Regions from separate parts of the Homo sapiens genome. Here regions 1 and 3 are each linked to region 2. A link is a loop called in an ENCODE intact Hi-C map of the cell type or tissue named here. Cell type or tissue: left ventricle myocardium inferior. All regions are shown on one strand. Region 1 overlaps RIOK1 (RIO kinase 1). Region 2 overlaps SNRNP48 (small nuclear ribonucleoprotein U11/U12 subunit 48). Region 3 overlaps SSR1 (signal sequence receptor subunit 1).

What was found. A loop is a pair of places that touch in the nucleus more often than their neighbours do. Peaks named below come from ENCODE experiments on the same cell type or tissue, not always from the same donor. Only the 100,000 strongest peaks of a DNase experiment are listed, where the experiment ranks them.
Region 1: it touches region 2 in a loop (2.9-fold over the local background); 31 of 110 quality-filtered maps call a loop at or near these places.
Region 3: it touches region 2 in a loop (3-fold over the local background); 43 of 110 quality-filtered maps call a loop at or near these places.

What each region holds. Positions count from the first base shown.
Region 1 is chr6:7,401,290-7,409,289 of GRCh38, forward strand. It overlaps RIOK1 (RIO kinase 1), which reads left to right. Exons shown (of 17, transcript NM_031480.3): 7 at 1,314-1,426; 8 at 1,528-1,608; 9 at 2,652-2,738; 10 at 3,129-3,266; 11 at 3,629-3,732; 12 at 3,960-4,066. Among named protein-coding and RNA genes, the nearest start is that of RIOK1, 15 kb to the left of the region's middle. In left ventricle myocardium inferior, no CTCF peak of the experiment used is centred here; no DNase peak of the experiment used is centred here.
Region 2 is chr6:7,600,514-7,608,513 of GRCh38, forward strand. SNRNP48 (small nuclear ribonucleoprotein U11/U12 subunit 48) reads left to right here. Exons shown (of 9, transcript NM_152551.4): 5 at 823-1,011; 6 at 2,110-2,231; 7 at 4,885-4,973; 8 at 5,518-5,682. Among named protein-coding and RNA genes, the nearest start is that of SNRNP48, 14 kb to the left of the region's middle. In left ventricle myocardium inferior, no CTCF peak of the experiment used is centred here; a DNase peak (open chromatin) is centred at 3,668; H3K27ac peaks cover 2,646 bases.
Region 3 is chr6:7,300,947-7,308,946 of GRCh38, forward strand. It overlaps SSR1 (signal sequence receptor subunit 1), which reads right to left. Exons shown (of 8, transcript NM_003144.5): 3 at 2,604-2,691; 4 at 364-626. Among named protein-coding and RNA genes, the nearest start is that of SSR1, 8.3 kb to the right of the region's middle. In left ventricle myocardium inferior, no CTCF peak of the experiment used is centred here; no DNase peak of the experiment used is centred here.

The sequences.
Region 1 (8,000 bases), 200 kb before region 2:
CAGGCCTGAGTTCTAATAAAATAAATTACTCATGGGGCCAGGGGTTTATGGTTATGTTTCTATGAGTCAGCAAGTCTTTCTTATTTTTTTCTTTACCTACGGGTATACTGCCTTCTGTTTGTTAGAGAAGACTCTGAAATCCTTTTGACTCAAAATTGACTACTCCAGCTTGAAGGAAACTCTTACTGTGATTTACTCAGCTATAATGGCAGGGGTCTGCAGGCTCTTGAAAGGGCCAGCTAATAAATATATGTGAGTGTTGTGGCTCAATATAGTTTCTGTTTTTGTTTTTTTTTTAAAGCAATTATTTAAAAGTGTAAAACCCATTCTGCTGGAAGCAATTCTCAGTAAAATTCAACTTATAAATCACTGGATTTTTAAATTTTTTTTAAACAGAGTCTTTTTTTTTTTTTTTTTTTGAGACAGTCTCCCAGGCTAGAGTGTGGTGGCATGTTCTCAGCTCACTGCAACCTCTGCCTCTCGGGTACAAGCAATTTTCCTGCCTCACCCTCCCGAATAGCTGGGACTACAGGCGTGCACCACCACACTCAGCTAATTTTTGTATTTGTAGTAGAGGCAGGGTTTTGCCATGTTGACCAGGCTGGTCTCAAATTTTTGGCCTGAAGTGATTCACCCGCCTTGGCCTCCCAAAGTGCTGCTATTACAGGCATGAGCCTCCACGCCTTGCCTAAATCACTGGATTTAAGAATGTCTTTAATTATTTTGCATATACTTGAGATATAAAAAAGTTTGAAACCACTTCTCCCCTATATTTAAATTGGATTTTACTGTACAGTCTTGCATTGCTTAATGAAGGGAATACTTTCTGAGAAATGCATCATTAGGCAAATTTGTCATTATGCGAAGAACATTATAGAGCATACTCATACAAACCTAGATAGTATAGCCTACTGCACTCTCAGGCTATACGGTAGTTCCGAATCTGTACAACAGGTTTCTGTACTGAATACTGTAACAATTGTAAGACAATGGTAAATATTTATCTATCTAAACATAGAAAAAGTACAGTAAAAATACCTGTTATAGTCTTACGGAATCACCTCATATATGCGGTCTGTCACCTGTCAGTAACTAAAACGTTATGTGGCACGTGACTGTATTTGTATATTGGAGCTATGTTTACTGTCCTTTTGATGTAATGTTTTACATTTTAATTCACATATTCAAAAGACAGTGGTATTCCTTATGCATGTTATTTCAGTTCACTTGACTTTTGAGGTTAGAATCAAATAGATTGAAAAAGTGGTTATTTAACATAAACTTCATTTTCTTTTTTTTTTGACTTAATATAGGCTAATGTATACCATGCTAGCACAGCAAATGGAGAGAGCAGAGCAATCAAAATTTATAAAACTTCTATTTTGGTGTTCAAAGATCGGGATAAATATGTAAGTGGAGAATTCAGGTAAGTTCAGATTTTTCCCTCCAGTTGGTTTAATTTCTATTTCCTAAAACATTAAAATAATAATGGAATGATTGAAATAATAAACATTTTTCTTATTCAAGATTTCGTCATGGCTATTGTAAAGGAAACCCTAGGAAAATGGTGAAAACTTGGGCAGAAAAAGAAATGAGGAACTTAATCAGGTGACTGTCTGGGATGTGTGTATGTCTGTCCTATGCCCTGTACATGAACATCAGCCCTTCCTCCCAGCAGATCCCAGTGTGGTTCTGCCCAAATGTAGGGACTTGTTAGGGCCTTTATTTCTATTAGGTCTGCTGAAGTAAGCAGAAGAAACACATGTCTGGACAAATAGAGATTGTTTCCTATTCTGTTGTTTTCTATTCTGAGAATCCATTTCAAAAGAATACTGCCACAATTCATATTTATTCCACGAAGCTAGATCATTTGGAAGGCCTTGTAAGCCATTGAAAATGTTTAGAATTTATACTGAGGATAATAAGGAACTGCTAAAGGATTTTAATCAGGAAAGTGACACAATCAGATGGTTATAATGCTCTGTCATGTTTTCGTAGGTATTGGAGTTTTCGACTAATCTTGTTAGGTCGTGAACTCTTTGTTTATCATAGTTTCCTTTTCTTAGTCCAGTTTTGGACACTTTTTTTATATTCTTTGTTTGCACTAACACCTTTTTATCAGGTAAAGGCCTCATCTAGTTGAGATCAAGTTTCCTGAAAATTATGGAGTTTTAAAAAATGTCTTATAACTTTTTATATGGTGTACACAGGTGACACATTGGATAGTGTAGTATTGAGCAAGTACTACTCGTTTTGAAAGTCTTTTGTGTTCAACAAGCTATTAGGTGTGAGTCCAACTATTTTTATTAAGCATTTTTCAGGCTATTCAACACAAAAGATACTTGTGGACCTATCTCCTCTATTTCCTCCATTGTAAGATGCACATTTTTTTCAGTTTAACATCTCTGGAATTGCTTTGGGTATTACAGGTTATGGGATGTAATAGTTGAATTGCTAGTGTTTTATCATTCTCGGTGGTACATAATGGTGCCACTTAAAATAATCTTAGAGTTTATGAAATATTATAATACATTTGAGAGGCCTTGGTGCTATTTCTTAACAGCAATATTAATCTTGGGACCTGCAGTTGTAATTTATTTAGATGCCTTTTCAACTTTTCAGTTGTCCTTTTATTTGTTATAATATCACAGGCTAAACACAGCAGAGATACCATGTCCAGAACCAATAATGCTAAGAAGTCATGTTCTTGTCATGAGTTTCATCGGTAAAGATGACATGTAAGTACATGGAAGGGCTAATAATTGCATTCTCAGAACTGTATTTTTAAGTTCTTTGAGTTTATCCACTATATGAATATTTCCCATTTGAATAACTTATTAATCTTTCCCACTATATTAGTGAATAAGTGTTATCAATGTATTCTACCTTTTCAAGTCTGAAAATGCTTCAGAATGAGGAGCAAGTTAGTCCTGTGTTGGAGGGTGGTCTTATACAGTGTGTTGGGAAAGCATCTATTTGCCGGTACCTTCTTGGTTTATGTGCATTGAGACAGATTGTCCCACATACAGCTCACATGATGAGTTGTAGAAGAGAAGGGCATGTAACAGTATAGTAAGAAGCAAGAAAACTTGTTCTTGGTCATTTTATCTTAGTTCTTTTCATTCAAGGCCTGCACCACTCTTGAAAAATGTCCAGTTATCAGAATCCAAGGCTCGGGAGTTGTACCTGCAGGTCATTCAGTACATGAGAAGAATGTATCAGGATGCCAGACTTGTCCATGCAGATCTCAGTGAATTTAACATGCTGTGAGTGTATTTTGTCTCTTAAGAACTGCCTGTCAGTTGTTTCGTGTCCTTTAAAATGATAAACAAAATCCCAATCCAAGAAGTCACACTAACTTCTGAAGTTTTATTGTTGACTTCCAAATGGTATAAGATAGGATTCCTTTTTTCAGTGACCTTAGTCACCGAATTGACTGCTTGGATCATTAACAGTGAATGGATTTTGGAAATTTTCCCAGTTCCATCTGTTAGTCAAGATTGCCTCATCTTATCTACCTTGGTGATTTTGTGAGCTACTTCCCTTGCTTTTAAGAGTAGAATTTATTTTAAACGAAAAACATAGTAAAGTAATACCATCCCACAGCTTCTGTGTCTCTGGCCCATAGGTACCACGGTGGAGGCGTGTATATCATTGACGTGTCTCAGTCCGTGGAGCACGACCACCCACATGCCTTGGAGTTCTTGAGAAAGGATTGCGCCAACGTCAATGGTGAGTAGAAACGGCAATTTTCGAAACAGCTCATTGGTCTGTTTTGGTTTTGTACTCAGTTAAGCTGTTGGCGTAAAATTTTCTCACTAAATTGTTTGGTGCAGTGATGCTTAAACCATTTGCTGGGAGATGGTATGTAATTTTATCTCCTTGTTTCTCTATAAGGTAGTTGGAATAATAATATTTTTCCTCATAAAAGCTGTCATTAACGTTTTTCCTTCTGACAGATTTCTTTATGAGGCACAGTGTTGCTGTCATGACTGTGCGGGAGCTCTTTGAATTTGTCACAGATCCATCCATTACACATGAGAACATGGATGCTTATCTCTCAAAGGTAAGATGGGGAGAGGAAGGAGGAATAGGAAATAGCAGTACAGGTGCAGTATCTCTTATCTCAAGTGCTTGGGACCAGAAGTGTTTTGGATTTTGGATTTTTTCCAGTTTTGAAATATCTGCCTTGTACTTACCCTAGTTGAGCATCCGAAATATCAAAATCCAAAATCCTCACTGCTCCATTTCACATTTCATTTGAGCATAATGTTGGTGCTCAAAAAGTTTCGGATTTTGGAGTATTTCAGATTTTTGATTTTTAGATTTGGGATGCTAACCAGTAATTGCATTTGCTTGACACTTCTGAGGGACCCAGATTGCATAGTGTAGTTTATTCATTTTGACAGCTTCCTGAGACCTTTTCCTTCCTACTTAACAGATGAAGAATCAAAAATACAGCACAACAGCCAATGGTAAAGCCAGGGGTTTTTTTTTTTTCCTTTTTTTTTTTTTTTTCTTCTCCTGAGTCAACTTGATATCCAAGCTTTTTACTTCAATTATCTGGCAAGATTACATAGACTGTCAAAGTTTGTGAAAGTTTAGCAAGAAAACTGTCAGTTTTTTGGTCATTAATTCTTTTCCCTTGTTTCTCAGGGGCCTTTCTCTTTTTTTCTTTTCTTTCTTTTTCTTTTTTCTTTTCTTTCTTTCTTTTTTTTTCTTTTTTGAGACAGGATCCCACTCTGTCACGCAGGCTGGAACATAGTGGCGCACTCTTGGTTCACTGCAACCTCTGCCCCTCAGGGTCAAGTGATCCTCCCAGCTCAGTCTCCGAGTAGCTAGGACTACAGGCACACGCCACCACACCTAGCTAATTTTTATATTTTTTGTAGAGACAGGGTTTCATCATGTTGCCCAGGCTAGTCTTGAAATCTTGGCCTCAGGTGACCCACCTGCCTCAGCCTCCCAAAGTGCTGGGATTACAGGTGTGAGCCACGACGCCCGGCCTCAGAGGCCTTTCTGAATATAGAATTTTTTAGAATTCTGGTAAAAGACATAATATAAAATTTAATGCTTTAACCATTTGAATGTATGGTTCAGTGGCATTAAGTACATTCACATTGTGGTACAAACTATCACCACTGTCTATCTCCACACCTGTTACATCATCCCAAACTGATATTCTGTACCCATTAAGTAACAACTTCCCATCCCCTGGCAATCACCATTCTACTTTCTGTCTTTGTGAATTCACCTACTCTAGGTACCTCTTATAAGTGGAATCATATAGTATTTGTCTTTTTGTGTCTGGCTTATTTCACTTAGTATGATGTCTTCAAGATTCATCCATGTTATAGCATGTGACAGGATATCTTTTTCTTTTTTTGTTTGAGACAGGGTCTCACTCTGTCACCAGGCTAGAGTGCAGTGGCGTGATCTTGGCTCACTGCAACCTCTGCCTTCGGGTTCAAGCAATTCTACCACCCTGGCCTCCCTGAGTAGCTGGGACTACAGGTGCGAGCCACTACACCCGGCTAATTTGGGTATTTTTTGGTAGAGACAGGGTTTCACCATGTTGGCCAGGCTGGTCTCCAACTCCTGGCCTTAAGTGACCCGCCTGCATCGGCCTCCCGAAGTGCTGGGATTGCAGACATGAGTCACCACGCCTGGCCTAGGATTTCTTCTTTTAAGGCTGAATAATGGTCCAGTGTATGTATATACTATATTTTGTTTATCCATTCATCTGTGGATGGACATACGGGTTGCTTATACCTTCTGGCTATTCTGAATAATGCTGCTATGAACATGGATGTATAAATATCTCTTCAAGATGCTGCTTTCAGTTCTTTCGAATATACACCCAGAAGTAGAATTGCTGGATCAAATGATATTTCTATTTTCAAGTTTCTGAGGAACCCACCATACTGTTTACTGTAGTGGCTGCACCATTTTACATTACCACCAACAATGCACAAGGGTTTTAATCGCTCCACATCCTCACCAGCACTTACTAATCTCCATACCCTCACCAACACCTATTATTTTGTTTTTTGTTTTGTTTTGACAATGAGAGACCCCCTAATGAGTGTGAGGTGTATGTTATTATGGTTTTGGTTTGTGTTTCCCTGATTACTAGTGACGTTGAGCATCTTTTCATGTGCTTCTTGCCCATTTATATATTTTCTTTGGAGAAATGTCTTTTTTTTTTTTTTTAAGAGACAGGGTCTCTCTGTTACCCAGTCTGAAGTACAGTGGTACAATCCTGTCTCACTACAGTCTCAACCTTCTAGACTCAAGCAGTTCTCCTGCCTCAGCTGCTTCAGCCTGCTGAGACTATAGGTGCAGACCATGACACCCAGCCAATTTTTTTTTTCTTTTTCATTTTGTTGGGACAGGGTCTCACTGTGTTTTCCAGTCTGGTCTTAGACTCCTGGGCTTAAGCACTCCTTCTGTCTCGGCCTCTCAAAGTTCTGGGGTTGCAGGCATGAGCCACAGTGTCCAGCCCCATGTCTTTTTTTTAATCAGGTTTGGTTTTTTTTGTTGAGTTGTTTGTATTTTCTGGATATGTCAGATACGTGATTTGCAAATGTTTATTCCCATTCTGTGACTTGTCTTTTCACTCTGTTGATTGCAAGCTTTGATGCACAGAAGTTTTAAATTTTGATGTGATCCAGTTTATCTATTTTTATTTTTGTCTCTGAATCATAGAGTTTTGAACACATGGCATGTATGCCTCTACACAGGTTTTCAGGTTTGTTTGTTTTTGAGATGGAGTCTCGTTCTGTTGCCCAGGCTGGAGTGCAATGGCACAATCTCAGCTCACTGTAACCTCCACCTCCTGGATTCAAGTGATTCTCCCACCTCAGCCTCCTGAATAGCTGGGATTATGGGCACCTGCCATCATGCCCAGCTAATTTTTGTATTTTTGTAGAGATAAGGTTTCACCATGTTGGCCATGGCAAGTCTCGAACTCCTGACCTCAGGAGATCCGCCTGCCTCGGCCTCCCAAAGTGCTGGGATTACAGGCATAAGTCGCCTTGCCTGGCCAGGTCTTCAGGTTTTATCCTGTCCTTTCCTCTTTTTCCATTTCCTTGCAATACCTTCCCATTTCTGCCTTTGCTCAACTTTGCTCCGCCTGGTGAACTTTAAAGCTCCAGTTAGAAAGCTCTCTGGAGGGGTATTTCAGCAGAAATTGTTTTCATAGGTGTAGTCTCCTACAACTATAATAGAAGTAGTCACACTGTGTCACTTATTATACTAAGTCCCTAATTCTGTCACCCTCAATTATGAACTTTTATGGAACAGGAGTTTTCTCTATTGCCAAGTACCCAATATCTGGCCCATAGTAGGCAATCACATCTGTTAATGGAATAAATAAGTGTGTCATTTTTATTCCTCAACTTTTTAACTTAGCACTGACTTTCTTTTTCTTTTTCTTTTTTTTTTTTTTAAATGGAGTTTCCCTCTTGTTGCCCAGGCTGGAGTGCAGTGGGGCAATCTCGGCTCACTGCAACCTTTGCTTCCTGGGTTCAAGCGATTCTCCTGCCTCAGCCTCCCGAGTAGCTGGGATTACAGGCATGCGCCCCCATGCCCAGCTAATTTTGTATTTTTAGTAGAGATGGGGTTTCTCCATGTTGGTCAGGCTGGCCTTGAACTCCTGACCTCAGGTGATCCATCCGCCTCGGCCTCCCAAAGTGCTGGGATCATAGGTGTGAGCCACCGCACCCGGCCTCTTTTATTTATTTATTTTTTTGACGGAGTTTCGCTCTTGTCACCCAGGCTGGAGTGCAGTGTGCAATTTCGGCTCACTGCAATCTCCGCCTCCCAGGTTAAAGCAGTTCTTCTGCCTCAGCCTCCCCAGTAGCTGGGATTACAGGCACCCAGTAGCTGGGATTACAGGAGCCCACCACCACTCCCGACTAATTGTGTGTGTGTGTGTGTGTGTGTGTGTGTGTGTGTGTGTGTGTGTGTGTGTGTGTGTTTGAGATGGAGTCTGGCTC
Region 2 (8,000 bases):
ACAGTTCCAATCATTTTTTTATTTGAGAAAATTTGAATCTCAAAACAAAAATTTTCTTCAATGTTTAATACATCATATCAAGGTATTGTATTTACTTTTTTTCACTAATGAGCAGATTTTAGAAAATTCTGTAACTACCGGGGGGCACTGCTATTAACTTTTTTCAATTAATTTGGTTAAGCCACTATGCTTCCTCCTCAGGAAATTAAAATGAGTTTAATTTAATCTGTGCTTTCCTGGCGTGAGGAGGTGTGGGATTTCTGCTACTTAATTATTTTGTGGCCCCTAGCTCTAAGTCCTTGCACAAGTGGGATATATTTTGAATATTGACCATCTAGCTTGATGTCTCATACAAAAAGATATTTTTTACACAGTTTTTAATATTTCCATAGTTTATTTTCAAAGGGACTGTAATGCATATTACTTATTAAAAGCATTTTTTCCCCCAACTTTGATGGGGAAAAGCATATCAACAGATACCTACTTTTGTAGATGGCTATAAAAATTGTTACCCAAAAGGCTTTCTTAGAGCAAATTGTCTCTTATGATTATTCCTGCCTGCCTCCATGGGATCTGTCTTTATATTGTTGGAGAGAATAGCAAACATCCATAATACATTTTTTTTTTTTTTGTGGATATAACATTCAGGATAGAATTGTTTGTCATTTATTGCTTAGATTGATATTTTGTATACTTAGGGATTATGAAAAAAGTTTGTGTTAATATTGCATTATTAAAGCACATGTTTAAAGATAATTATTAGATTTTAAGTTCACAATGCTTCATGTATTGTTTATTCTTGTGATTTTATTTTTACTTTAGGAATTTATTCTTCATTGCCTGTTGAAGTTCCTTTGAATCACAAACGGTTTGTTTGTGATCTAACTCAAGCTGATCGTCTTGCCCTCTATGATTTCGTAGTTGAGGAGACAAAGAAAAAGCGCTCTGATTCTCAAATTATTGAAAATGACAGCGATCTCTTTGTAGACTTGGCTGCCAAAATCAATCAAGGTTTGAGATGCACATCATGGCTTTACATTTCTTCATTATCATTTTATTCTATGAGTGTTATTAAGATGATTTAATTCTTGGGCCACTTTGAGTTAGAGTAAAATGGTTTTGTATCATTTAATATTGACATGAAGTTGGCCCTCTGTGTCTGTGGGTTCCATATCCATCAATTTGACCAACGGTGGATTGAAAATATTTGGAAAAAATAAAAGTGTGTGGTTGCCTCTGTACTATACATGTAGAGACTTTTTATTCTTGTCATAATTCCATAAACAATATATTAACAACTATTCATGCAGCATTTACATCGTATCAGGTTTTTGGTGTTTTTTTTGTTTTGTTTTTTTGAGACTGAGTCTTACTCTGTCACCCGGGCTGGAATGCAGTAGCGCGATCTCAGTTCGTTGCAATCTCTGCCTCCCAAGCTGAAGCAATTCTCGTGCCTCAGCCTCCTGAGTAGCTGGGATTACAGACATGTGCCACCACACCTGGCTACTTTTTGTATTTTTAGTAGAGATGGGGTTTTGCTACGCTGGCCAGGCTGGTCCCAAACTCCTGGCCTCAAGTGATCCTCCTGTCTTGGCCTCCCAAAGTGCTGGGATTACAACGTGAGCCACTGTACCCGGCCTGTATTAGGTATTGAAAGTAATTTAGAGATGACTTCAAGTGTACTGGAGGGTGTGTGTAGGTTATATACAAATACTACACCATTTTATATCAGAGACTTGAGCATCCATGGATTTTGATATCCTTGGGGGTTCCTGAACAAATTCTGCATGGATACTGAGGGATATTTACTCAGTACCTGAGGTTTTACTCTGACTTTTACATTAAATGTACCTTCTTTCTGTGAAAATATTACAACTGTGCTGTTACTTTAATCTATGTACCTAAGCACTCTTATGTTCAACTAATGGCTGGAGAGAAGAAATGATATAAAACTTAGCCCGTGTATATAAATAATATACAATTTTTAGAATGTTTTTATGTGCTACTTTGAAACAAGTTAAAATATAGGATTGTGATGTATTTATTTGATAATTCATAGAATTTAAAAGCTTTGAAGGATATAATACTTTTATTTTATTCTTTCATTAGACAATAGTCGAAAAAGTCCAAAATCCTACCTTGAAATCCTGGCAGAAGTACGAGATTATAAAAGAAGACGCCAGTCCTATAGAGCCAAGAATGTTCACATAACCAAGAAATCATATACTGAGGTAAGTTTTACATAATCTTTGTTGATAAGAATTTCCCTTAGGTAATTTTCTAAATCTGTTCTATGAATTTCCACAATTCTTTGGAAATTTTCTGAAAGTGTCTTCAGGGTGGCCACACCTGATTTGTATCTGTTCCATCACTTCTAGATCCACCCTTTAGCAAGCAAAGGCTTTCATAGTATAAGAACCTTATATAAAACAATTGTACAATCTTAAAAGATATCTCCTTGTGAGAAAGTAGTAGTGTATCATGGTAAGAGCATGAGTTTGGGTTTAGGTAGACCATACCTTGACTTTTGATTCTGCTGTTTCTCATTGGCTCTTTGACTTAAGCAAGTTATTTGAGCTTTTTAGATTGAATGTTTTCTTTTCATAATAATAATAATATAATCTTTGCAGGGTTGTTATGAGAATTGACTGACAGAATGTATGCAAACACAAATTTCTTCATGAATATTAGCTATTATCTTTTTTGGCAGAAAGCATGTTTTTATGTACTCTAGTAAATATTTGGACTTAAGAAATGTCTTGATATACATTATTTATGTATTAGTCTCTTGGTGTATGTCTAGACTTATTTTCAGATGCCATTTAATGGCTCGTTAGAGTTGATGAATTTTTTTGGTATGTGAATTACCTTGCCCAGACTCTACAAATAATTGCCTCATTGATTCCCTAATTGTTCCCGTATTATTTCTTACTTCTCTCTGATTTAAAAGACCTTCCATAATCTGGCCTCCTTTTCCCAAGCATTTCTTTTGCTTTAGTCAAGCATGTCTCTTAAACTATATCTGATTGCATATAATTATTCTTACCTCCATGCCCTATTACCTGTTACTTTCTTACCTGAAATGCTCTGTTTTTGCCATTTTAAATCTTGTTGAGTTTAAGGGCCACCATTTCCATGAGGTGCTAGTTGACTAATCTATCACTAGTTTATTGTACTAATACTCTGTACCACACAGCTTAGCTCTAAATTTTATGCTGTTCTTTTTACAGTTAAAATCTGTGTTTTAGACTTAACTTAGCAAGTAGAGACCTGGGTCCCTGTCATACTACCTTGGTGATTCTCATAGTCCCTAAGATACTTGGCTCATCAGTTATTTCTTCTCTCGTCTCATAACCCTTGTAATCAAGCTTAAATGTTGCTGCTAGCATTCTTTACGGTTTTATAGTTGATATTTTATTGTGGAAATATTCAAACATATACTAAAGTGGATAGCATCGTCTAAGGAATGTACCCATCACCCAGCTTCAAAAATTGAAATAAAAGATTGGCAAGGGCTTCATAGAGAAAAGCATTTGAGGGAAAGGGAGAAGCAAGGAGGAATAAAGGAATGTCTGCTATTGACTCTTGCCTATGTGGTGGAGCCTGAGCTAGGTGGATTCTGTGCAAATAGCAGGCTTCAAGGCGCTTACATAGAGCTGCTGACAGGGAGGCTTGTAGGCCTGCCAGGGAAGTGCGAGAGCTGGAACTTGAGATAGGTGTGTGTGACTCATGTCACTCCGCTAGGTTGGACCTTGGCATATCTTAGGTTTTCCATGGGAGAATATAGTGGAGGAGGAGAAGTGGTGGATAAGGATTTTCCGGGTGGAAGAACTAGCATTCTGAAAAGCAGATAGAAGTATAGGAGTTTTTCAGAGACTCATTAGTAACCCAGGGTGGCTAGAGCTTAGGGCTTCTCTGTTGAGAGATGAGGCTAAGTTCTATCTTATGTAGGAAAATCCTGGAGGGCTCTGAAGGCTTCATTAAGGAGTTTGGATATTGTTCGATTTTACTTTGAGAGCCATTGAAAGTTTCTTTAAGGTGGGGAGAAATGCAGTCAGGCCTGAATGAATAGTGTTTCTGAGATTGCCCCGTGTCCCCTATACCTTTTTTCTGAAAACATTTTCTATTTAATCATGAGGGAAGTGTAAACTCCTATTTTAGTTTTGTCTTTGCCTCTGCAGTGACTAACCCTGTGCTTGGTGGCATGGGTAAATAGGAAAGGAAAAACTTTCAAGTGGTTTTTACCTATTTGAAAGTTTCTTTATAGAGTCATTCAGAAAGTATCTGTGAAGTGACTGTATGTTTCATATTTTGTCTTATTAAGTCATATGATTAAGTCAAGATGACTTAATTATAAGGTTTTAAAAAAATCATTTGTAAATAAGCTCTAATAGAGAGATAAATTGCAAAACTAAAAATAGTACCAAGAACTCCCATATTGTCTTTACCCAGATCACCCATTGTTAGCATTTTGCCACATAGCTTCTCATTGGCACTCTCTCTCTCTCTCTCTGCACATTTTTCACTCTCTCGATCTCGATCTGTACATATTTTTTTCCCCTGAATTCTTTAAGGGTTAAATTACATACCTCATAACCCTTTATCCCCAGTATGTATTTCCTAAGAACAGAGATATTTTCTCACATAAAGGTAGTACAGTTATAGCAACTTCAAATTTAATATTGCTGTAAAACTTTTATCTACTATTCATATTCCAGTTTGACCATTGCCTTTTCTGTGTTCTCTAAACTGCACAAGTCCCACAGTCAATTATGTCATAGCACTTAGTAAATATTTGATTGTTAGCACTGATTTTTCTAGCGTTACAGTCTTAATTTTTTGAGCAGTTTTCTTACCTGAAGTTCGGTGCTTACCTCTCCCAAGGTGATTCGAGATGTGATAAATGTGCACATGGAAGAACTCAGCAATCATTGGCAAGAAGAGCAAGAGAAGGCAGAGGATGATGCCGAAAAGTACGTCATTATCTTTATTGGTGAAAATACTCTCTCTTTGATAACAGATAACAATTAACTTATAATTGTTAAATTTTAGCATTTCCAAAACCCTTGATAGCACACAGTAAACTCGTGAAAATGCTTTTTGTTTTTCGTTGTCAGTGCCCAGGGTTATTGTACCAGAGTTGTTCTGACATTACCCTTTGACAGTTTTCAGGGGATAGCCATATTAGTGAAATATTCAAATAGCAAAACATACTAACATTTATGCCTAGTATTCCATTATGGGAACACCAAGCATGTGGGAGTTATTTATGTCCTACTGCTCAAGGTCATCGCCAAGGTCTCATTGCAAAAATTAAAAAAATTGCAACCTCAGGCATAAATGGGTTAAGAGCTGTGTTTATTTGTCCTTTTATATGGGTTATAAGATTGTGCATATTTAGACCATATCTACCATTGGTTTGATATAGAATATTACACTTTAGACTGGTGTGTCTGTGTACGTATACTGGAGACCAGTGGTAACACAAACTGATTAACATTCTTTTCTGTGTTTTAGGAATGAAGAAAGGCGATCAGCTTCAGTAGATTCACGGCAGTCTGGTGGAAGCTATTTGGATGCTGAGTGTTCACGACATAGAAGGGATAGGAGTAGAAGCCCACATAAAAGAAAAAGAAACAAAGATAAGGATAAAAACTGTGAGTCGAGAAGAAGGAAAGAGAGGTGGGTCTAACCCTGCATCATCCAACGTTGAATTCTGTACTTTTTAAAAATAGAACAGGTTCTTCTGTTGTAGACCATGCTGAGAAAATAGATTTTAAGAATAAGCTAAAGTAAGGAGAGTAAACAATTGACGATGATTCTTAACATTCATTATAGTTCAGTTCAAATAACCACCACTCTAGTGACATAGATCTCTACATGCGTGATTGGATGTTTTTTTCCCTTTTTTATCTCTTACTTGCTTGCTTCCTAAACAGGACATATGAAAGTATTGTCTAGGCAGGACATTAACTGTTAAACACGGTTTTCCCAGATCCCTTTCTTCTGCTCATTCCTTCCTTCCTCTTTCTCTTATTCTTTCTTTCTTTTTCCTGCTAATTCCTCAAATAAGGGTATGTAGGGTCAGAGAGAACATCTAAATTTTGACAGTCAATTTTGCCTTTGTTAGTAAAATTTTGATAGCTTGAGAGATGTGAATTAATACCGAATTAGTAAATGTAAATCATTTGAGGTCTATTTCTGTAGTCCAGCTGCTTACAAGGCATGTACCTGGATCTCAAGTTCATCAGGTCTAGAACTAAACTTACCTTTTTCTCAATCTGCTCCTCTTTCCCCAGCATTACTGTCCTGGTTAAAGAGATGACTCTCATCTATTAACCTAAGCCAGAAATCAAGGAGTCATTTTAGATACTTCCTTCCACTCCTTATCATCTGGTCAGTTCCTAATGAAATGATGGTCATTTTCCTAATTTTTCTACTTGTCTCTAAATTTACTGCATATGATTCCATTCCCTTGTATACTGCTAGAGTGAATAGTCACCTCATAGAACTCTTCCGTGGCGGTCTGGCATGGTGGCTCATGCCTATAATCCCTACACTGTGGGAGGCTGAGGCAGGTGATCACTTGAGCTCAGGAGCTCAAGGCCAGCCCGGGCAACCTGGCAAAACCTCGTCTCTACAAAGAATACAAAGATTAGCCGGGTGTGGTGGTGCATACCTGTGGTCCTAGCCACTTGTGGGGCTGAAGCAGGAAGATTGCTTGAGCCTGAGAGGTTGAGGCTGCAGTGAGCCGTGTTCTCACCCCTGCACTCCAGCCTGGGCAACAAAGTGAGACCCTGTCTCAAAAAAAGTGAGAACTCTTCAGTGGCAAAATTCACATTCTTTGAATGGCTCTCAAGACTTCTGGGATCCTGGCTCCTACCTACTTCTTGTATTTTGCTACTACGCCATGAAATGCATAACTTGTCCTCTAGCCAGCCTGAGTTACTTAGAGTTCCTCATCCACACTGTGCCACATCTATGCCTTTCCACTTTTGTGTTCTGCTGCCTACCTCTTTTTAAAAGCCTACTTGGTAAACTCCTCCTCATCCTTTAAGACCCATCTCAGCCATTTCCTGAAGCCTTTTTCTCACTTGTTCAAGCAGAGCTGATCATCTTTTCCATTTTGTTGCCACCCTACCTAGCTTATAGTTGTTCTTGAGCTTAATAGTTATTATTATCGCTGCTAGACTGTGAGCTCCATGAAGGCAAGGTCTGTATCTTACTTAGTTTTATACACAAAGTACTTTCAAATATTAGGCTCTCAAATAATATCCTGTCTCTCCAGGGCCACTGGTAATCAGGAATTAAAGCTTATTGTATTGGTTTGGTAATTTTGTTCATCTTACTATCATTCAGTTAATTAGGTTTAAAGCTACCTATGACTTAGTCCTTTTCTTATACAAATGAAATATTTGCTTAGTAATCCTTTTTGATTCATATGCTGTTTTATAATAACTATAGTGCTTCTTCTACTTAAGTAATTTTTGACATCTCTAATCAATCCCTGTTGACTTAAATACATTAGAAGTCCTCAAAATCTAAACATTAAATAGTTTTTATTTAAAGAAGATAAACTGGATATAAGTAAGAAATACTTCTCAACAGGCTAATCTTTGATATCCAACCCTGGGGTGGACTGAATTATAGGGACTTTGTTTATCTGACGTAAACCAGAACAAGTAAAACATTCATTTCGAATTAAAGTGTTTTTTTTTTTAAGAGTATGTATGAAAAATGCATTATTAAAACTAAGAGACAGGCCGGGCGTGGTGGCTCATGCCTGTAATCCCAGCACTTTGGGAGGCCAAGGCGGGTGGATCACCTGAGGTCAGGAGTTCGAGACCAGCCTGGTCAACATGGTGAAACCCTGACTCTACTAAAAATACAAAAAATAGCCAGGTGTGGTGGTTCGCGCCTGAAATCCAGCTGCTTGGGAGGCTGAGGCAGGAATCGCTTGAATCCGGGAGGCGAAGGTTGCAGTGAGCCAAGATCGTGCC
Region 3 (8,000 bases), 300 kb before region 2:
ATCTTAACATCTGAATAAGCTGTAGACTCCATTGTGTGTCTTACTGCTCCTTTTCCCATTAAGATCCGGCTCATAGCTTTACTTACATCTCCATTTTCACTTCCACTCCCACACAATAGCACCTTATTCCCCTTATCTCTAGTATGCATCACTTATCAGCATGTTCTAGTGCCTGTTTTCATATGCCTCCCCCACTGGATTAGACTTGAAGAAGAAACGTGCAATTTATCTTTGCTTCCCTGGTGGCTATCACAGGTTCAACCACAAAACAGGCAACTGAATGAACAGATATATTCTATTAAACAACGTCACCGCCCCCATCCATCTCTAACTTAAACAAAAAGAAGGTTTAGAGGATCTTACGTTCAAATCTTTGTAGTTCAGATTGATGACCAAACCAAATGGTCGTCCGCCCATGGGCTCTGCAGGAATGAAAGAGTACTCAAAAGTTGCCTGTCTCTGGGGTGGCACTACAGTGTTCAGAGGAAGAGCTGTGAAATTCTGGATATAAAACTGGTAGTCCTGAGGATAACGGAATGAGGCATCTAAGGATTCAACAATAAAATCTTCTGTACCCTTGTTGGTAAAGCCTACCAGGAACTTCACAATGTTATTTGCTGGAAAATCTGAGAAACAAAATAGAGACAAAAAAATTAGAACACATGGAAAGAGCACAAAATATTTAAAAAGGCATTACTAATGGATTCTGGCACCCTTTCCTGTGGACTTTGGTGTCAGAATCCCTTCCAATAGAGCACTCCAGTCACCTACTAACGAGAAATTGGTTCAAGTTGCTGTATAGGCTGAAACCCTTTTGTCTGTACGCTAGCACTCCCACATAAGCATTCAATAAGCGTCTCAATTTCAGACCAGATCACATCCAAATCATGTGGTAAAAAAGAGTTGCGTATTTTTGGCAGTGAAATAATCAAGCAGCAGGGTTACGTGTGTTGGTGAAGTCACCTTCACCTCCAGCTTAGTGTTATCTGTGCAGGTAAATAGAAGAATGAAGAAAAGATAAAGTCCAAGAGTTTCATCTGAAAACTAGCATCTGTTAGAACGTAAAAATTAATCAGGCAATCCCAATCCACGTTAAGCAATTAATCAAAATGCAAATTTGAAGGTTAAGACCCAAGGATGTAGCTACAAAAATGGAAGAAAAAAAGCATAATAAAATTATACTTCCTACAGGCATAAAGTTCAAAAGCACATGAGAATAAAACAGAAAATGTAAGAAGACCAAGAAAATTCATAACTTTCAATATTAAGTCTTCAATAATTATACAGTAGTCTACAAAGCTGAGTTTCACTGAGTACAGCACAGGCTATGGGGCCAACAGATCTAGGTCTGGATCCTGTGTTCTCCAATCTATTTATGAACTGGGAGCCCTGACCAGTTTCTTCTCCAAACTTCAGTTCGACAATGACTACGCTCAGTGGGTTTGTCAGAACTAAATAATACATGCCAAGTATTGAGAATATAGCCCTCAATAAATTATCAGCCATAATTATTTTCTTTTAATAAAACCTAGGCACTGGCCGGGTGTGGTGGCTCACACCTGTAATCCCAGTACTTCAGGAGGCAGAGGCGGGCGGATCATGAGGTGGAGATTGAGACCATCCTGGCCAACATGGTGAAACCCCATCCCTACTAAAAATACAAAAATTAGCTGGGCGTGATGGAGCGTGCCTGTAGTCTTGGCTACTCAGGAGGCTGAGTCAGGAGAATCACTTGAACCTGGGAGGCAGAGGTTGCAGTGAGCCGAGATCACACCACTGCACTGCAGCCTGGCAACAGAGCAAGACTCCATCTCAAAAAACAAACAAACAAAAAATCCTAGGCTCTAACCTAGACCATATTGGAAAAATTAAGTATCTCATTAATGGTTAACACTCAAAATGTGACAAAGGGCCAGACGCGGTGGCTCATGCCTGTAATTCCAGCACTTTGGAAGACCGAGACGGACAGATCACGAGGTCAGGAGTTCGAGACCAGCCCGACCAACATGGTGAAACCCTGTCTATTAAAAATACAAAAAATTAGCCAGGCGTGGTGGCACGTGCCTGTAATCCCAGCCACTAGGGAGGCTGAGGCAGGAGAATCGCTTGAAACCGGGAGGCCTCGGAGGTTGCAGTGAGCCGAGATCATACCACTGCACTCCAGCCTGGGTGACAGAGCGAGACTACATCTTAAAAAAAAAAAAAAAAAAAAAAAAAAGACAAAGTTACTTTGCTGTGGCAGTTTAAAGAAGTTTTAAAACATCATCTTTCTCAGGAGGCTGAGGCAGGAAAATCGATTAAACCTGGGAGGTGAAGGTTGCAGTGAGTCGAGAGGGGGCCACTGCTCTCCAGCCTGGGTGACAGAGCCAGACCCTGTCTCAAAAACAAAATCTTTGAAAAGGACAGTCAATTTCTAGTTAAACTAGGTAGTATTTATTTTATTTTTTCCCCTTGGTTTATTTTTTATTGTGTCTATATCACCTACGTATTCCCTTTAAATGCCAACAATATTACTTTACAGATATGGGTATTCAGATATATATGAACAAGCTCATCGTTTTAAAATGCCTACATCTGAATTAAAACTAATACTTCTGTATTACCTTCTCCTTTTACAAACAGTATAGTTGTATCTGCACTCGGTGAAGCTTCAGGTTCACCAGACACATCTTCTTCCTCTTTATCTTCTACCTAAGAAAAAGAACAATTAAGAGGAGATTACTATGGGAGAAAAAAAAATCATTATTTAAAAATAAAGATTTGGCCGGGCACGGTGGCTCACACTTATAATCTCAGCACTTGGCCGAGGCAGGCAGATCACCTGAAGTCAGGAGCTCGAGACCAGCCTGGCCAACATGGCGAAACCCCGTTCTCTACTAAAAATACAAAAATTAGCCAGGTGTGGTGGCACATGCCTGTAATCCCAGCTACTCGGAAGGCTAAGGCAGGAGAATCGCTTGAATCCGGGAGGTAGAGGTTGTATGAGCTGAGAATGCCCCAATGCAAGACTCCGACTCAAAAAAAAGAAATAAAGACTTCACTTTATGTTAGGAAGAAATATTGCTTCTCTACAGCTTTGCTGGGATTAGCAATAAGAATTTCATCATACCTCATTAATTAAAACAGAACTTTTGGAGCAGTGCCTCTTGAACAGTAATGTGCCTACCAATTCTTTGGGGATGTTGCAGATCTAATTCAGGTCTAGGGCAAAGCCTATCATTCTCTTTCTAACAAGCACCCAGAAAATGCCAAAGCTGCTGGTATTCAGACCATATTGTGAACTCCAAGGTTCTAGAACAGAGCTTGGTAAACTTTTTCTGTAAATGGCCAAATAGCAGATATGGCCTTGCAGACCATAAAGCCTCTCTTGCAACTATTCAACTCAACTCTGGGGCTACTGTGTGAAAGCAGCCTCAGACAATACGTAAATGAATGGGGATCGCTAGATGTGGCTTGCAACCACATTATGCCCACCTCTGCTCTCAAGTACCTTGTTAACAGCCTACAGAGATTTCCATTCTAATTAACAAAATTTTCCTGTGAGGATCAGTCACATAATTTTGAAGGAAAAAAAAAAGAGTGTGACCAGAGATCTTCCTGGGTTGATAGAAACGTCCTAAAACTGAATTTATGTTGCAGAACTTGGTAAATTTACTAAGTGTATGTTTAAAACAGATGAATTTTATGATACATAAACTGTATCTCAACAAATTTTTTTAAAATGTGAACAAATTTTATTTAAAACTTTAAACACAGTGCAGCATCATTTCTCCAGGCATCAATATGGATTAGAGACAGTCACACCTTTGAAGTATCCAGACTCTTAATAAATTGAGATGCTTCAGGATGCCATTGTTTATTGGCATTTAACTTTTCACTTACATAAAATACTCCTTCCTCCAATAGATAAAACTTGTCAAGAGCAAAGATTATCTCATAATTTTAAAATCCTCCACCATCCAGCTCATGCACTTAAGAGAGAGTGCACTCAAACACACTTGTTCAATGACTGTGAAACTGTGTTGTAAGTTATATTTTAAGTATCCTTAATGATTTCATTCATTTAGTAAGAGTAAGTTTCTATTCTGAGAAAAGAGACCCATAAGTAGGAAAAGAGAACAGAGACAGAGAGGCTGAAACCATAAATGACAGGGATAGACAGGAACAGGGTATATTTCAGCAAGAGAAATCCCTGATATCTGATTAATGGGTTTTGGAATAAAAACAAACGGAAGAAGTAACAAGACAACAGCTTGAATCACTGGAGCCATATCAAAACAATAAAGAGTTTATGGAGTAGGACACATGGCAAAAGATTTGGACATATAAAATGTGAAGTACTTATGGAGCATTCAGATGAAACTATCCTGTGAAGAGCTGGAAAAGAGCTACAACAGGATAACAACGGAAAACAAGGAATTAGGCAATTAGGTTGCTGGTGACCTTAGCAATACTAGTTTTACTAGATATATGGGACCAGACCATGATAGAGAATAAATGTGAAGTGAGCAGAAGAGAAAAGCTGTCCCTGTTTCTCTTTCAAGAAGCCACCGGTCTTGGTAAAGATAAGTAGGTGCAGCAAATGTGGATGAACAGTATAAGCAGATGTGTGGCTTAACAGAATCAAATCACTGAGGAGGATTAATGCCTGACGTTACAAAAGGAAAGAATAATGTAACAAAATTCCGCAGGAAGAGATGAACACAGGTGGAAGGGTTAGCCTTAGAAGAGAACAAGGACAACTCATTATTAAGAAGAAAATGCAGAACGATGGGTGAATAATATATTTGGAAGTAGAAAATACAAAATCTGATAGAGTTCATGCTTGATGGCCTTCTTCACTTTCTGACACTGAAGGCAATGTTGCTGCCAAGACTGAAAACTCATTTAGGGATTTAAACATGGCAAATGTTTGGAACACTGATTGTGGAAAACTAAGTAACTCATTTATCTTACAGCTATTCAGCATGTAAGATGTATAACGCTTAGTATCTGCTACCCGGTAAAACTCCAGAATATTTCAGCTATTGCAAACAATCTCCAGAGGAGAGTATAGAAACTGGTGGTACTGCTTGCCTACAGGGAGATGACTTCATGGCTGGAAGGCACACAAGGGAAACTTTTCATCATATATTCTGTACCTTGTAAGTTCTGAGCCATTTGAATATATCATCTATTTTAAATAACTATTTTTTTTTTGAGACGGAGTCTCGCTCTGTTGCCCAGGCTGGAGTGTAGTGGAGTATAGTGCCCAGGCACGATCTCAGCTCACTGTAAGCTCTGCCTCCCAGGTTCACGCCATTCTCCTGCCTCAGCCTCCCAAGCAGCTGGGACTACAGGTGCCCACCACCACACCCGGCAGATTTTTTTGTATTTTTAGTAGAGACAGGGTTTCACCATGTTAGCCAGGATGGTCTTGATCTCCTGACCTCGTGATCCACCCGCCTCAGCCTCCCAAAGTGCTGGGAGTACAGGCGTGAGCCACTGCACCTGGCTAAATAATTTTTTTTAAGTTAGTTAGTGTTATTACTACTACAGCTCTTGTTTTAATAAAAATTAAAACAAAAACCTCTCTCATTTCTATGGGGAGGACAAAAAAACCTTTCAGGAATGATGGCAAGTTCCATTGCGACCCAGTTTTATAGAGTAAAAGAATAATCAATGGGTTAGAAAAGCCCAAGGTGACTAGGCCAGGTGCAGTGGCTCATGCCTGTAATCCCAGCACTTCGGGAGGCCGAGGCGGGCGGATCACGAGGTCAGGAGATCGAGACCATCCTGGCTAACATGGTGAAACCCCGTCTCTACTAAAAATACAAAAAATTAGCCGGGTGTGGTGGCGGGCGCCTATAATCCCAGCTACTCGGGAGACTGAGGCAGGAGACTGGCGTGAACCCGGGAGGTGGAGCTTGCAGTGAGCGGAGATCCACGCCACTGCACTCCAGCCTGGGCGACAGAGCGAGACTCTGTCTGGGTGGTGGGGGGGTGGGGGAAAGCCCAAGGTGACTTAAAAAAAAAAAAAAGGTTTGTCCTCAAAAATTCTAAACCAATAACCTGTGTCTAAACCAGCTGTTGATATCTTAGATCTTATGAAAAACCCCCTTTTCCTTCACTTGACTCCAGGACACTGGCCCAGTGGCAAAGGATCCTTCCATATCTCCCAATCCCTTGATGCCTTGGCAGCTGAGTATAGGGTGATAAATCTTGGGAACAGCAGCAGTAGGTGAACTTTCTAGCTCATTCAGTTCTGGAGGTGACTTCTGTAGCAGCCTTGCCTTTGAGGGCCCATCTTTCTTAGACAGTCTACACACAAGCCTACCCCTGCTGGTGTGGTCTAGTACAATGGAAGGTAATACTTTTCCTGCCTTTCTATTTCAATCTACCTTAATTATTTTCTGATTTGAGATAAGTAACAAAGCAGAGGGTACTAACACTTCTGTACTAATTGGCCAGGGTAGAAAGTGGATAATCAGAGTTGTTCTTTTTCCTCTAATGGTTCTCAAGACAGGAGAAATTAAGATATGGAAAAGTTCTGGTCAACGACACAAGGCTATCAAGGATCTAACAGTTCCCTTCTCTACTCCCTACCCTCTACTTATTTATTTAATTTTTTTTAGAGACAGGGTCTGACTCTATCACCCAGGCTGGAGTGCAGTGACACACTCATAGCTCACTGTAACACTGAACTTCTGGGCTCAAGTGATCCTCCTGCCTCAACAGTTAGGATTACAGGCGCAAGCCACCAGACTCAGCTAATTTTTTTAGTAGAGATGGTGTCACACTATTTTGGCCAGGCGGTCTCAAACTCCTGGACTCAAGTGATCCTCCTGTCCTGGCCTCCCAAAGTGCTGGGATTACAGGCGTGCCTCATGGCGTTCAGCATCTCTCTTCTACCCTCTTCCTCCACAATAAGTACATTCTAGTGCCAGAGAGCACAAGTAATTTCATATAATTGGTAACAACGATATAATTCATCAATAAATTTCAGTACATGCCCAAATTTCAGTGCCCCAAATACCATCTTTAATCCTAAATTCCTAGATGGATTCCCTTCCAACCATCACTCTAAGTTATCTTACCACAACTAGTCAAATATTTATTAACAACAATGCAGCAGAAATGTATTAATCTAGTTAAAGCTATTCACTTAATGCAGGCTGGGTTGAAGACGTGGAGTCTTAACATAAACCCTAAAGGTATGTGTATACATACATATGAAAGGCTTGACTCACAGATAATCAGTAAGGAGTTCCTAAAGAGGGGGAAATTAGGAGAGTTCACAAATTACTAGGGACATCCTATCCAGATAAAACAGTAGGTGCAGAAGCATAAAAATGATAACTCAAAAACACCAATAAAATAGCAACAGATTTGCTTAGTTGGAAGACATATTCCATAAAAATGAAAGTAAGTCAAAAAAGAAGCAGAAATCTATATATAAGAATAAATATTTTGATACTGAAATAAGAAAATAGGGAACTAGTGGTTTAATTTTGAAGGAAATGACAAAATCTGGAATCATGAGAGGTTCCAGGTTCAAGTATGACACGAAAATAGAAAGAAAAAAAGCTGTGTAGGATGGATTATAGTCGTTCCAGAGAGGAAATAAAATTAACTAGATGCATGCTGCAATGATCCCAATTCCAGCCCAATATTCTTACTGTTGTATTACATAGTAAACATTTCAGAGCTGAACAACTTTTAAGAGATCTTCTCTAACCCCCTTATTCTTCACCAGATATATTTTACATACTGTTTGTTGTCTGCTTCTCACCCCCTGCCATTAAAACACATATAACTGCCCCAAAAAAAAGTCTGAAAGAGCAGAGAAAATATCTGGTTTGCCCACCCAGCACCAAGAACAGTGCCTGGCACATAAGGATTCAGAAATACAACAAGCAAGCAAAAAGAATAAAAACAGAGTAAAAGCAAGCAAGCGAAAAAGAAACTGAGACCCACAGAGATAAGTCAGAAAAGGAAGCAGCAGGTATTCCAAATCTATG